Linked DNA regions of Homo sapiens: all the other regions are linked to region 1. Evidence: chromatin contacts called from ENCODE Hi-C or POLR2A ChIA-PET data. All regions are on one chromosome and are shown on one strand. Each heading gives the region's core, a stretch centred on a gene start or an enhancer-like site at or near the end of the contact. The rest is flanking DNA. Distances are from core to core; before and after follow the strand shown.

Region 1 (4,489 bases), core at 65-2,564:
ATGGTGGATCGCACCTGTAATCCCAGCACTTTGGGAGGCAGAGGCAGGTGGATCACATGAGGTCAGGAGTTTGAGACCAGCCTGGCCAACATGGTGAAACCCTGTCTCTACTAAAAATACCAAAAGTAGCCAGGCTTGGTGGTGCATGCCTGTAATCCCAGCTACTCTGGAGGCTGAGGCAGGAGAATCGCTTAAACCCGGAAGGCGGAGGTTGCAATGAGCCGAGATCGCACCATTGCACTCCAGCCCGGGGGACAGAAAAAAAAATGTAGCTGAGCATGGTAGTGCACGTCTGTGATCTCAGCTACTTGGGAGTCTGAGGCAGGAGAATCACTTGAACCCAGGCGGTGGAGGTTGCAGTGAGCCAAGATTGTAATAGTCCAATGTGTTCACCTTGCCCACTGCCTAGACAGAGCTGATTCGTCAAGACAGGGAATCGCAATAGAGAATAATTCATGCAGAGCTGGCTCTACGAGAGACCAGAGTTTTATTATTATTCAAATCAGTGTCTCCCAGCATTCAGGAAGCGTTTTTAAGGATAACTTGGTGGGTGGGTGGGAAGCCAGTGAGCCAGGAGTGCTGTTTGGTCAGGGATGAAATCGTGGGAGCCAAAGCTATCTTCTTGCACTCAGTTCCTGAGTGGAGGCCAAAAGATAAGATGGGCCAGTTTATTGATATGGGTGGTGCCAGCTGATCCATCAAGTACAGGGTCTGCAAGTTAAACGCTGATCTTAGAAGCAGTTTAGGGAGGGTCACAATCTTGTAGCCTCCAGCTGCATGACTCCTAAGTCATAATTTCTAATCTCGTGGCTAATGTTCGTCCTACAGGGCCAATCTAGTCCCCAGGCAACAAAGAGGTGTGCTTTGGAAAAGGGCTATCATCTTTGTTTAAACTATAAGTTTCTCCCAAAGTTCAGCCTATGCCCAGGAATGAAAAAGGACAGCTTGGAGGTTAGAAGCAAAATGGAGTCAGTTAAATCTCTTTCACTGTCTCAGTCATAATTTTGGAAAGGTGGTTTCAAGCTGGCACAACTGCACTCCACCCTAGGAGACAGAGCGAGACCCTGTCAAAAAAAAAAAAAAAAAACAAGAAGTGAAGTCAAGATAGGAGGTAAATTCGGAAGACAGGAAGTGGTGGTAGAAGACAAGAAGTGAAGTCATACAGGAAGTAAAGTCAGAAGACAGGAAGTGAAGTAAGAAGACAGGAAGTGGTTGTAGAAGACAGGAAGTGAGGTCATACAGGAAGTAAAATCAGAAGACAGGAAGTGACGTCAAACCAGGATTTGCAGTCGGAGGCAGGCAAGAAGTGAAATCAGAAGACGGGAAGTGGCTGAGGGGAACGTCTTTTCTCTCTCCTGCTCAGCCCGAAGTGAACAGGTAGCATCAGGTGTGCCATTTCAGTGACTGGGCACAGCCCAGGCACCCACATCTCTCTGCAGCGCCTATTCTTGGAACACCAGAGACCTCTACACTATTTTCTGTTGCTTTTTTCCTTCATTTTCAGAGATGAGATCCTGGATTGAATGACTACTATGGAAAGTGATTGACCAAGGTAAGTCACAACTATCTTGTTCTTTAATTTTGGTGTTGTTTGTTATGACTTGTTAGCCGTCTAGCACTCATAGCTTTGCATTTCCACTCTGCATTACTTGTATTTTTATTATTTTGTGATATTCGTAATAATTTATTATAAAACTGTGTTATTTTTGGATATTTTTAAGTTAAAATGCGATTTTTTAACTAAGTGGCAGTATGCAAAGCAAGTGGTTCAGAACTCTCCCCCATTAATAAGTCTTCTCTCCTGAAAGAAACAATTTTGAGACTTCCTGTTCTTAATTCTGTTTAACAGCATACTTCTAAAAGAAAAAGTGTATACTGTTATTATTTATTGTGTTACAAAAATATACACGCACCTTTCATGCACGTCCGTGTGAAGAGACCACCAAACAGGCTTTGTGTGAGCAATAAAGCTTTTAATCACCTGGGTGCAGGTGGGCTGAGTCTGACAAGAGAGTCAGCGAAGGGGGATAGGGGTGGGGCCGTTTTATAGGATGTGGGTAGGTAAAGGAAAATTACAGTCAAAGGGGGGTTGTTCTCTGGCGGGCAGAGTCGGGGTCATAAGGTGCTCAGTAGGGGAGCTTTTGAGCCAGGATGAGCCAGGAGAAGGAATTTCACAAGACAATGTCATCAGTTAAGGCAGGAACAGGCCATTTTCGCTTCTTTTGTGGTGGAATGTCATCAGTTAAGGCACGAACCGGCCATCTGGATGTGTACGTGCAGGTCACAGGGGATATGATGGCTTAGCTTGGGCTCAGAGGCCTGACATTCCTGTCTTCTTATATTAATAAGAAAAATAAAATGAAATAGGGGTAAAGTGTTGGGACAGCAAAAATTTTTGGGGGTGGTATGGAGAGATAATGGGTGATGTTTCTCAAGGCTGCTTTGAGCAGGATTAGGGGCGGCGTGGGAACCTAAAGTGGGAGCGATTAAGCTGAAGGAAGATTTTGTGGTAAGGGGTGACATTGTGGGATTGTTAAAAGAAACATTTGTCATTTAGAATTATTGGTGATGGCCTGGATACAGTTTTGTATGAATTGAAAAACTAAAGGGAATAAGGAAAGGAGAAAAACAGGTATTAAAGGTCTAAGAATTGGGACGACTCAGGACATCTAATTAGAAAGTGCCTAAGGAGGTTCAGCATAGCCTTGCCAGCAAAGATTATTTATTTATTTTAAGAGTTAACAGTGGCGGTATGGGGATAGTACCAGGAGATACCAGCTGTGCTGGCTTGGAGAAACAGTGTAAACTGGCAGTGTAAACAAGAGCAGGGCATGTGTGAGTAGTTGAGAACGGTGAATAGGAGTATGACTAGACAGAAGATAGTAGGGATGACAAGTTTTTTGGGGCACAATCTAAGTTGGTCTGGTGTCTGGAATGAGACTGGGGCCTAATAAAAAGGAGTGTCTACACAGGAGCTTAAATGGGCTGTATCTTGTAGCATTCCAAGGACAGGCCTGAATTCTGGAAGCGAAAATGGTAAAAGTATTGTCCAGTCCTTTTTAAGTTGGTGGCTGAGCTTGGTGAGGTGTGTTTTTAATAGACCATTAGTCTGTCACTGAATACTAAGAGCCTGAAAAAATGCTTGGCTGATTTGACTAATAAAGGCTGGTCTGTTAGCAGACTGTATAGAGGTGGGAAGGCTGAACTGAGGAATTTTGTCTGACAGAAGGGAATGACAAGGCTAAACTGAAGAATTATGTCTGACAGAAGGGAAGAAATGACTGCGGTGGCCTTCTCAGACCCTGTAGGAAAGGACTGTACTTACCCAGTGAAAGTGTCTACCTAGACTAAGAGGTATTTTAGTTATCTTACTCGGGGCATGTTGAGTAAAGCTAATTTGCCAGTCCTGGGCGGGGGCAAATCCTTGAGCTTGATGTGTAGGGAAGGGAGGGGGCCTGAATAATCCATGAGGAGTAGTAGAATAGCTGATGCAACACTGAGAAGTGATTTCTTTGAGGATAGATTTCCACAATGGAAAGGAAATGAGAGGTTCTAAGAGGCTGGCTAGTGGCTTGTACCATAGCATAGCCTGCCTTTGCTGGTGTGTGGCGATTAGGCCTGGTGGAACCGCCATCAATAAACTAAGTGTGATCAGGGTGAGAAACAGGGAAGAAGGAAATGTGGGGAAATGGGGTGAACGTCAGGTGGATCAGAGAGATGCAGTCATGGGGGTCAGGTGTGGTATCTGGAATAATGTGGGAGGCCAGATTGAAGTCCGGGCCAGGAACAATGGTAATTGTGGGACTTAACAAAGAGTGAGTACAGCTGAAGGAGCCAGGGAGCAGAAAGTATATGCATCAGGTGTGAGTAAGAAAATAGATTTTGGAAATTATGAGAGCTGTAGAGAGTGAGTTGAGCATAGTTTGTGATTTTGAGGGCCTCTAAAAGTATTAAAGCAGCGGCAGCCACAGCACGCAGATATGAGGGCTAGGCTAAAACAGTAAGGTCAAGTTGTTTGGACAGAAAGGCTACAGGGTGTGGTCCTGGCTCTTGTGTAAGAGTTCTGACCGCGCTAACCATGCCTAGGAAGGAAAGGAGTTGTTGTTTTGTAGAAGGTGCTGGGGCTTGAGAGATCAGTCAGACACGATCAGCAGGGAGAGCACGTGTGTTTTTATGAGAATTATGCCGAGATAGGTAACAGATGAGGATGAACTTTGGGCTTGACTGAAGTAATGGGGGCTGTCTGTGAAACCTTGCAGCAGTACAGCCCAGGTAATTTGCTGAGCCTAATGGGTGTCAGGGTCAGTCCAAGTGAAAGCGAAGAGAGGCTGGGACGAGGGGTGCAGGGGAATAGTGAAAAAAGCATCTTTAAGATCAAGCATGGAATAGTGAGTTGTGGAGGAAGGTATTGAGGACAAAAGAGTGTAGGGGTTGGGCACCACAGGGTGCATAGGCAAAACAATTTGATAAGGCGCAGATCCTGAACTAA
Region 2 (4,910 bases), core at 1,359-3,858, 400 kb after region 1:
AGCCTGGGCAACAAGAGCGAAACTCTGTTTCCAAAAAAAAAAAAAAAAAGCCAAGCGCGGTGCCTCACACCTGTAATCCCAGCACTTTGGGAGGCTGAGGCGGGCGGATCACAAGGTCAGGAGTTCGAGACCAGCCTGGCCAACATGGTGAAACCCCATCTCTACTAAAAATACAAAAAATTAGCTGGGCATGGTGGTGCACGTCTGTAATCCCAGCTACTTGGGAGGCTGAGGCAGGAGAACTGCTTGAACCCAGGAGGCAGAGGTTGCAGTGAGCAGAGATTGTGCTATTGCACTCCAGCCTAGGCGACAGAGCAAGACTCCGTTTAGAGAGAGAAAAAAAAAAGAGCAAGAATGGCTGGGTTCCTAGGGGGCCACAGGACCTCCCCCAAAACCTCAGAGATGATGCCCATCTTGCAGCCCCCACCTGTGTCACTATCAAGCTCGTCTGCACCCTCCTGGATCCCCCGTCTCAGCCCAACTGACCACTCCAGTCACAGGCCCTTCCCAGGTGGCAGGGACCCAAGTACGCACTTTCCTATAAGATGCCCATTTATATGCCTTTCAGATCAAGGATCCAACTGTCTGTTAATTCCACAGCCTCCCAACCCAGTGAACGCCTCTCCCACTCACCCACTTGCTTGGGTCAAAATACTGTCCCTCCCCTAGCCCATCAGCAGCCTGAGCACCGGCCTGCTAGGTCCTCCCCTGAATCTCATCCCATCTCCAAGGCTAGCTTCCTGGCTGGCCTCTGGGTTCTTCCCCCTGCCAGGCCGGCTCTCCTCACTACAGTCAATAGGAACTTTGGAGGGATTTGTCACACCCCTGCTTTAAACCTTCCACCAGCTTCCTCTACAAACTCCTTGAAGAGGCCTAGAAGCCCTAAAAGAGCTTGGCAGCTTCATCATCAACTTTCTTCATGTGTTTTTACCAAGCGCCCAGCTCCACCTGCCCAAGGGCCTTTCTGGAGCCTTCCTATTGTCATGATCCCGCGCCCTCTGCAGCAAGGCATGAAGGACCTCAACTGTCACCGCTGCCAGGTCTTTCCTGACCACCTACCACCATCACCACCGTGGACTAGACCATTCCTTCACAGGCTCTGCTCAAATCCTGACTTTGTAGGAATTCTGGTGATAACAGAAATGTAGCCTGCATGAAACAGTATTCTAAATCACTCCGCAAATCATGTGACCCGCAAATCATTCATGACCCGTCTCCCCACGATCTGCATCTGGCTTGTTTCCTCATCCCTGACACTCACAGCAGGATGGAGTTTGAGATCACCTGGCCCACCCTCCCAGGCCCTTGCTGACACCATTCCCACCACCTGGAGCTCTCTTCCCATTCCTACTTAATTCCTACCCACCCTCAGGTCCAGGGAAGCCATGTCTGAAAGCCTTGCTTCAAATCTAGAGTACCGTCCCATGATATACTAACTCAATGACCAGATATTTCTCAACCCTTGTGGGAAAAGAGTACATAATTGTCATTTGTGGCGTCCTGCCCTGTCCACCAATGCATCCCAACACCTGACACGAGGCCAGCCTGTAATGGGTACTTCCCGCTAGGGTGATCTAGAGCAGGGTGATGGAGGATCTAAGCAGCAGCCCCTTCTCTTTTTCCTTCCAAACTCACCAGGGCCCTCGATGGTGACCTGGAGGTCGGTGAGGTCCTCCTCGTTGGGAAAGACCTTGATGCCATCGGGTGGGTCTGCGGTCAGTGTCGTCACCTCCTTGTACACCAGGCGGATGATGTGCGGGGGTAGGTTCTCCACGTTGGAGTTCTGGGCACGGATGGGAGAGCAGGGTGAGCGAGTGTTAAGAGCTGGGCTTCCCGCAGGGCCTAAAGATGCTGAGACTGCCCAAGTCTTGACTCAGTGGCCCCAGGCTGTCAATCACCCTTGAACTCCCAGACCCTCACCCAGGATGCTTCAGGCCATCAGCCCAGGCAGAGTTTCCAACAGAAATGGGGGCGGGTTCACGGGGGGGCTTGCAGATAACTCCACCCACCCCAGAACCCCCCCCCCAAAGCCCGCTCCTAACCCTGCTTGGTCCCCAGTGGTTCCACGTAGGCCAGAGATCTACTCTCTCCCCCTTCTCCACTAATTTTTGGTTAGAGCATCCTTGAAACCCCGGCTCAGGTCTGGAGATGGCGGCGGGGCGTCCTTGCTCCTGGTAACACCCATGGGCGGGCCGCAAAGCGCCCGGAGCCCTCGCCGCCAGGGAGACTGCGGGCCGCCCGAGCTCCTGCTCCGCCTGCGGGAAGGCCCTCGGGCCCATCCCGGGTCAGGGACCCCCAGGCTGGCCCTCAAACCCCTCAAGGCCGCCCGTCGGAGGCCCCTGAGACTCCACCTCCTCCCTCAGGGACACCCCCGACCACCTTCATGGGCCTCATCGCCCGTGCTCACCATGGCTGCGGCCGGCCGGGGGCGGGTCCCCCCGGCCCCCTTCCTGCGTTCTTCGGTCCGCCGGCCGGGGCGGGGGGCCCAACTGCTGCCGCTGCGGCCCTGGAGAGGCCCCGGCGGCCCCGCTCCGCTCCCCGCTGCCTCCGACGTCCGCCGCGCACAGCGTAGACCAACCCGCCGCCCCGGTGCCCGGCAGCACTGAGCCGGCCGCGCGCGCACCACTGCCTCTTTATAACCGCCCGCAGGCCACGCCCTCCGCGGCCCCTCAGCTCCGAGCCTCAACCGTGACGTCAGCGCGCACGTTCCTTGGTTTTCGACGCGCTCGCTCCCTTCCCCGCAAACTATGGTCAGAAGCGAGGGAAGTGGCGGAGAGGGCTGGGTAGCGGGCCGGCCAATGGGGGCCCGCGGGGGTCGGGAGGGTTCTCAAAGAACGGAGGGGCTGAAAAGGGGAAGAAGAGAGGAAGGGGGACGGGGAAGGCGACGCGGCCGCTGATTGGACCGTTTGAATGAGACGCCGCCACGGCCCGGCATACGCGCGGGCGCGCCCTGACGCTGAGGAAGTCGCGCACGCGACTAACGGTCTTCCTGGGGGCCGGAGCGTGGCGAGGGGAGGCGGGACTCGGGGTTTTAAACGCGTGATGGAAGGCGCTCGGGCCAATAGGGATGCGCTTTAGTGACTGGTGGGTCACGAGACTCGCATGGGCCAATGACTGATAGAGACCGGTCAGAGGGCGACCCAGTTTCGTGCAGATCAAACCGCTGCCAGCCAACGAAATCCGTTGATTTTTGTATATGCAAATGAAGTGTGCGCTGCCGCCCGCGCCCCCTCCTTTGAGCCGTGGTGGAGGTGGGCGCTGGAACTCCGACTACATTTTTCTATGAGGCGCCATTTTGTGCTGGAAATGCTCTTGGACCCACGTCCTGTATTGCTAAGGCTCAAAGATCAGTCAGAATGACCTTGAAGGCTTGGACAGCCTTGCACTCCGTGTGTGACCCCCACTCCTGCCAGGCTTCATCGAAGACGCCAGCCTCAGTTTCCTTATGTGACAAATGGGCACTGGGATCCGTTGTATTGCCAGGGAAAGAAGTCAGAGAGTGCCAAGACGGTTATTCACGGCATGGTTATGCCTATGACTGACCCATGGCCTCCAGCCACACCCGCCTTCTCTGGGACTCAGTTTCCCTCTCTAGGAAATGGACACATAGCTGCCTGGAAAAGGGACCATCTCCAGCCCTCAGTGTCAGTAAAAACGTCAGGCAATTGCTTGAGAACGGTGGCCAGAGCTCCCTGAGCAGGCCTTTTGGAGGGGCTTAGAGAGGAGGAGGGAATGCTGAAGTTGGCCTTCCTTTGCTCATCTGTGCAGTGCGGTCGCAGTGCCCTCTCGGTGTCTCTGCCAGTCTGTGCGTCCACAGCTCTTCTTAGTTTCTTGGCCTTTTTCAGCCATGGATGAGAGCATTAACATCTGGGCCTAATTTGGCCACAGGTACCTGAAAAGACCCCTGGCTACCAGCTTCCCCTCATGGGGCCTCAGCTTCTGAAGAAGGAATAAGGAAGGTGTGAAAGAAATCTACATGGCCAAGGCCAGGCGTGGTAGCTCACGCCTGTAATCCCAGCACTTTGGGAGGCTGAAGCTGGCAGATCACCTGAGGTCAGGAGTTTGAGACCAGCCTGGCCAACATGGTGAAACCCCATCTGTACTAAAAATACAAAAATTAGCCAGGTGTGTTGATGCAGCCCTGTAATCCCAGCTACTCGTGAGGCTGAGATGGGAGAATCGGTTAAAGCCGGGATGTGGAGGTTGCAGTGAACTGAGATCTCGCCACTGCACCCCAGCCTGGGCAACAGAGCAAGACCCTGTCTCAAAAAACAAAAAAGCAAAAAAAAAAAAAAAACCAAAAAACAAAACCTACATGGTCGGGTACAGTGACTACGCCCATAATCCCAGCACTTTGGGAGGCCAAGGTAGGTCGATCACTTGAGCCCAGGAGTTCAAGACCAGCCTGGGCAACATAGTGAGAGACCCCCACCAATATGTACAAAACAAACAAACCCAAAACAACTGAAGAAACAGCTACAGCATAAAAAGTCATCATCATAACTAGTTTGTGGAGAAATGGCTTCAGGTGATCCCTTCCTGCTCCCTCACCCCAGGTCCAATCTATACCAGTTCCTGTTGACGTCATCTACTGAATCTCATCACGTCCCCCCATCCGCTATGCCACCAGTCCTGCTTAGAGTCAACGTCATCCCATTTTGCCGATAAGCATTTTGCTGATCTTCAATTTTAGCCTGCTGGGTGTGGAGGATTCCAACCCAATTAACAGACAAGGAAGCTGAAGGAGCAGGAGGTAAAGTGACTTGCTCGGGGTTCCCCAGCTGGGACAAGGCAAAGCTAGTGGCTAAATTCGTCTTGATCTTAAAAATCCACCCAAAAGACATAACAATAATGATGATAATACTAATGGTTATTATGTATTATTTGCTGTGTGCCAGACCCTGTTCTAG
Region 3 (4,836 bases), core at 1,624-4,123, 500 kb after region 1:
TTTCTCCAAAGGCTACACAGACTATGACGATTATCCCCCCTGGACCTGGGACCCCACCTCAAGAGAGGACCTGGCCAAGGGGACTACCACAGCGGGGGTACCTGGACACACTCTCCCCTGGAGGACCACCCGGCGCCCGGGTAGCTCCTCCCCAGCAATAAGGCGCCTGCCGGACACAGGTGAGAGGCCTGATTGGGGTGGCCATGGAGGGCCTCCATAAACCTCCATTCGCTTCCCTGCAGGGTTTCCAGAAAGACCCTTCTCAATGAGCTGGCTGAGGCCTCGGGGCACCCTGGAAAGGTTTTCCTTGGCTCCTGAGACCCTAAACGCATTACCTCCTTGGGCTCAATGGTGACACTTCTTCAGAGCCAAGGACACCATCTAAGAGATCAGGCTAAGCTCAGCAATCCTGAGCCCATGGCCCTCCTGTAAGCCACACAATATGCAAGCCTGGGGCCCTCAGTCAAACCCACAACCAAGGGCCATTCTGTCATCACATCATCGTCCCCACCCCAGCTCCCCCAGAGCAAGCGAAACCTCACCCATTCTTGAAGCTCACGCTCTGGTCCGGGCCTGGTATGGCTCAGAGGTGGGGACTCCTGGAGTGCAGCTTCTCTCCTTACCCTGGCCATCCCCTCCCTCTGGCCAGCAGAATCAGCCTCCAGGGCCACAGCTCCATCCCCCTCTGCTCTATGGCCTCTGTCTTGCTGCTGCAGCTCCTTCCACACCTGGGACCACGCCCCGCTTTGGCCCCCACATCACTGTCACCACATTCTTCTGCCTTTTTCTTTGCCTGTCTTCCTTGTATCCCCATCTCTCAGGATCCCTGCGAATCCATCTCTGCTCCTGTTTCTCACTTGCTGTTGGTCTCTTTTTTTCATTATCCATTTCTCACCCTCATCATCTCTATCTCTGTATTGCCCAGGATGGAGTGCAGTGGTGTGATCTCAGCTCACTGCAGCCTTGACTGCCCGGGCCCAAGCGATCCTCCTGCCTCAGCTTCCTGAAAAGGTGGGACTACAGATGTGCGCCACCACACCCGGCTCATTTTTAATTTTTGTAGAGACGGGCTCACTATGTTGCCCAGGCTGGTCTCAAACTCCTGAGCTCAGGCGATCCTCCTGTCTCACTCTCTCAAAGTGCTGGGCTTATGTCTGGGTTTATAAGTGTGAGCCACCATGCCTGGCCTCACTTCATTTTCCATGATCAAATTCTCTATCTTTTCTTCTCTGTGCCAATCTCTTTTTGCCTTTCATTTTCAATTTCTCACACTCGTCTTTATGCCGTATTTTTTTCATGGTAATTTCTTTTGCTCTCTCTCACCATCTTTCTCATTTTTTTTCTTTCGTTGTCAGTTTCATATTCCCATCATTTCTTTTTCCCTGTCTTTCTTTTTCAATTTCTCACCCTCATTACATCTATTTCTCACTCCAGTTTTCGTGGTCAGTTTCTCTTTATTTTTTTCTCCCTTGTCCTTCTGTCTTTTTGTTTCATTATCAGTCTCACACTCTCATCTCTGTTTCTCACCTAGTTTTTCCTGGTCAATTTATCTGTCTTTCCCCCTCAGTCTTTCACTTTTCTTTCAGATCTCACCTTCACCACCTCTGTTTCTCACTCCATTTTTCATGGTAAATTTCTCTCTCTCTTTTTTGAGACAGGATCTTGCTCTGTTGCCCAGGCTGAAGTGCAGTGGTGCGATCTCAGTTCACTGCAGCCTTGAACTCCCAGGCTCAGGTGATCCTCCGACCTCAGCCTCCTGAATAGCTGGGATTACAGATGCACACCACCATGCCTGGCTAATTTTTTTTTTTGAGACAGAGTCTTGCTGTGTTGCCCAGGCTGGAGTGCAGTGGCGTGGTCTCGGCTCACTGCAACCTCCACCTCCCGGGTTCAAGTGATTCTCCTGCCTCAGCCTCCTGAATAGCTGGGATTACAGGCGTGTGCCACCACTCCCGGCTAATTTTTGTATTTTTAGTAGAGACGGGTTTCACCATGTTGGCCAGGCTGGTCTCAAATTCCTGACCTCGTGATCCGCCTGCCTCGGCCTCCCAAAGTGCTGGGATTACAGGGGTGAGCCACTGCTCCCGGCCTGATTTTTTGTCGAGATGGGTTCTCACTATGTTGCCCAGGCTGGTCTCAAACTCTTGGGCTCAAGTCATCGGCTTGCTGCGGCCTCCCAAAGTGCTGGAATTGCAGGCGGGAGCCACTGGGCCCAAACTGTTTCTGTATCTTCCGTCCTCTTGTCTTTCACTTTCAGTTCTCAGCTTCGCCACCTGCTTCTCACTCGATTTTTCACGGTCGGTTTTGCTATATCACCTCATACTCTCATCGTCTCCATTTCTCACTGCGTTCTCTCCCCAGGCCCAGCGCTGTGGTATCTTTTCCTTTGTCTCTTACGGTTGTTTTCTGAGTCTCCATCTCCCGCGCCTTCCCTGCAGTCTCCCGCGTGCTCTCTTCTCTCTCCCCCTCGTTTCTCTCATGGTCAGCCCCCTTCCCTCCGTTTCTGTCTCCCGCGGGCTCCTCTGTCCGTTTCTCACCGTCCCCGCCGCCCTCGCCGCTCCCTCACGGGAGGTTTCACTCCCCACCTAAGGGGCAGCGTTTCTGTCCTCCCTCTGTGCCCGTCGCAGTCGCTGTTTCTCCGTCTTCTCCCTCCCTTCCACTCTCCCGCCCTGCTCGCCGTCTGGGGCTGCCTGGGTTTCTGCCTCTGTCGCCCCGCGCCCCGTACCTGTGCCCTCCTGAGAGGCCCAAGCCTCCCGCTCCCGCAGGAGAGTCTCGCCGCAAGCGTCCTTTCCCGCCTTTTTTTTTTCTGGCGCTCAGCACGCATGCGCAGGCGCGGTGGGCCCGGGAATGGAGGGACGGGATGGGGCAGGCGTTCATCTGCCTCGCACCTCGTGACGTCACAGGCGCGCTGCGCCTCCTGATTGGCCAGCCGGCGCATCGCCCGCAGTAATAATAGCTGGGCGAAGGGCAACCAGGCCCCAAGAAGCGGGCCTTGAGGTGGGGAAAGGGAGGGAGGAAGCAGGCCCTAGAGGCGCCGTGACTTGGGGGTGGGTGGGCTCCAGCTGTGAGTTAGAGCTATCATTCCGTTTCCAGAGCCGGAAGCGGGAGCTCCGAGAGGTGATGCTCCTCGTTCAAGGACTGCCAGGGTTGCAGCGCCTCCCTAGCCCATAGCGCCCCCTCGTGGTGGAGGCGGGCACGTGCCGGGCACAGCGGCTGCGGAGACAGCGGGTCCGGCCTCGGGACCCCTCCCGTAGGGTAGGGAGGCAGCCAATGAGCAGAAATAAATGCAGAATCACAAACTGCGCCGGTGAAATGAAAAGACAGCCATGTGTGCCACCTTATCAATAGGAAGACTTGGAGGCGTATGCGGGGTGGAGTGGGAGACGAGGCAGGCATGCATTCTTAGCTTCAGGAGCAATGTAACCTTGAAAAAGTGACTTGGTCTCTTTGAGTCCCCGTTTCTTATTTATATTGTTTTATTTATTTATTATTTATTGAGACGGAGTCTCGCTCTGTCACCCACGCTGGAGTGCAGTGGCGCTATCTCAGCTCACTGCAACCTCTGCCTCCCAGGTTTAAACGATTCTCCTGCTGCAGCCTCCTGTGTAGCTGGGATTACAGGCGCACGCCACCACACCGGGCTAATTTTTGTATTTTTAGTAGAGACGGGGTTTCACCATGTTGGCCAGGCTGGTCTCAAAGCCGACCTCGTGATCCACTCGCCTTGGCCTCCCGAAGTGCTGAGATTACAGGTGTGAGCCACCGCGCCCGGCCACCTGTTTCTTTCTCTGGAAAAAAAATGGGGCGCCAGGGTTGTTGGAAAGGTGGAACGAGAGCTCACCTAGTCTGTGCTGGGCATGCATGACCCCAACTTCAGGCCATAGAAACTGTTGCTACACCTGTGTTTCAGATGGGGTAAAAAGTGAGGCTCAGAGAAGTTTAACTTAGGAGCCACGATTATAACCTGTTTTAAGTGATTTCACACGTTTTGCTCCTTGGATTGGGAACCATATGCTAAAATAGAAGCACGAGTCTGGAGTCCGACTCTCCTACCAGGTTCCAATCGTGGTTCCAACCCGGATTAGAACTAGTTGGGTGACTGCAGGCCCCAATTCAATGAACAAAATGTGTGTGAAATCGTTTAAAACCGCAGAATATTGTTTGTTAGGGTTATTTGCTGAAAACGAACAACAGCTGCAGGATTTCAGGGAACGAGCGATTATTTGTAGTAGAGAAATCAAGGAAACCTCACAGGGGAGATGATATTATTTCATCAGCAGGCCACAAGGAGAAATGAATTCTCAGAGAAGCAAAGGGTGGGAGAAATTTGCATTGCCAGAAATTTTCATCGGTGTTATCCATCTCTGCTAGACTTTAAGCTCTGTGAAAGATCTGTATCTATTTCAATTGCTGCCATAATACATCGCCACAAATTTAGTGGTTTAAAACAACGCAGACTTATTATTTTGCAGTTTTGTAGGTCAGAAGTCAGACTTGCTTAGTGGGCTAAGATCAAGGCGCCAGCAGGGTGGTTCCCTTTGGAAGGCTCTAGGGGAGAATCCATTTCCCTGCCTTTTCCAGCTTCTAGAGGCCACCTACATTCCTTGGCTTGTGGCTCCATCCCCCATCATCAAAGCCAGCAACATTGCATCTCTCTGACCTTTCCTCTGCCTTCGTATTTTTCTCTCTCACTGTGGCTTGAAAGGTTCTCTGATTTTATTTATTTATTTATGAGACAGAGTCTCACTCTGTCGCCCAGGCTGGAGTGCAGTGGTATGATCTCGGCTCACTGCAGCCTCTGCTGCCCAGGTTCAAGCAATTCTTATGCCTCAGCCT

The links. A loop is a pair of places that touch in the nucleus more often than their neighbours do. ChIA-PET counts read pairs that join two places held with the same protein, here RNA polymerase II (POLR2A). Pooled maps may share reads with other maps.
Region 2: a loop to region 1 is called in a pooled map, with 7 times the contacts of the local background. The contact joins the promoter of UBE2S here to the promoter of GP6-AS1 in region 1. A Hi-C loop is called at or near these places in 5 of 50 pooled maps. POLR2A ChIA-PET finds 5 or more read pairs at or near these places in 2 of 52 experiments (Caco-2 and activated B cell).
Region 3: a loop to region 1 is called in a pooled map, with 4 times the contacts of the local background. The contact joins the enhancer-like site here to the promoter of GP6-AS1 in region 1. A Hi-C loop is called at or near these places in 1 of 168 maps with a recorded cell type or tissue (CD8-positive, alpha-beta T cell) and 3 of 50 pooled maps. POLR2A ChIA-PET finds 5 or more read pairs at or near these places in 2 of 52 experiments (HEK293 and WTC11).

The regions. Positions count from the first base shown.
Region 1 is chr19:55,004,913-55,009,401 of GRCh38, forward strand. GP6-AS1 (GP6 antisense RNA 1) reads left to right here and starts at 1,315. Exons shown (of 3, transcript XR_001754013.3): 1 at 1,315-1,377; 2 at 1,505-1,552.
Region 2 is chr19:55,405,180-55,410,089 of GRCh38, forward strand. UBE2S (ubiquitin conjugating enzyme E2 S) reads right to left here and starts at 2,609. Exons shown (of 4, transcript NM_014501.3): 1 at 2,408-2,609; 2 at 1,636-1,783. The coding sequence starts at 2,410. It overlaps LOC105372462 (a long non-coding RNA gene), which reads left to right and starts at 2,966. Exons shown (of 3, transcript XR_936075.3): 1 at 2,966-4,753. RefSeq lists enhancers at 2,072-2,585, 2,942-3,236, 3,258-3,367 and silencers at 2,238-2,707, 2,718-2,777, 2,788-2,837.
Region 3 is chr19:55,501,023-55,505,858 of GRCh38, forward strand. SSC5D (scavenger receptor cysteine rich family member with 5 domains) reads left to right here. Exons shown (of 14, transcript NM_001144950.2): 12 at 12-179. Among named protein-coding and RNA genes, the nearest start is that of SSC5D, 15 kb to the left of the region's middle. RefSeq lists silencers at 2,674-2,763, 2,814-2,863. Within about 2 kb of position 2,874, at least 28 of the 41 ENCODE cell types and tissues checked have a DNase peak (open chromatin) inside an H3K27ac peak, as active enhancers do; they include CD8-positive, alpha-beta T cell, where a contact is called at or near this core.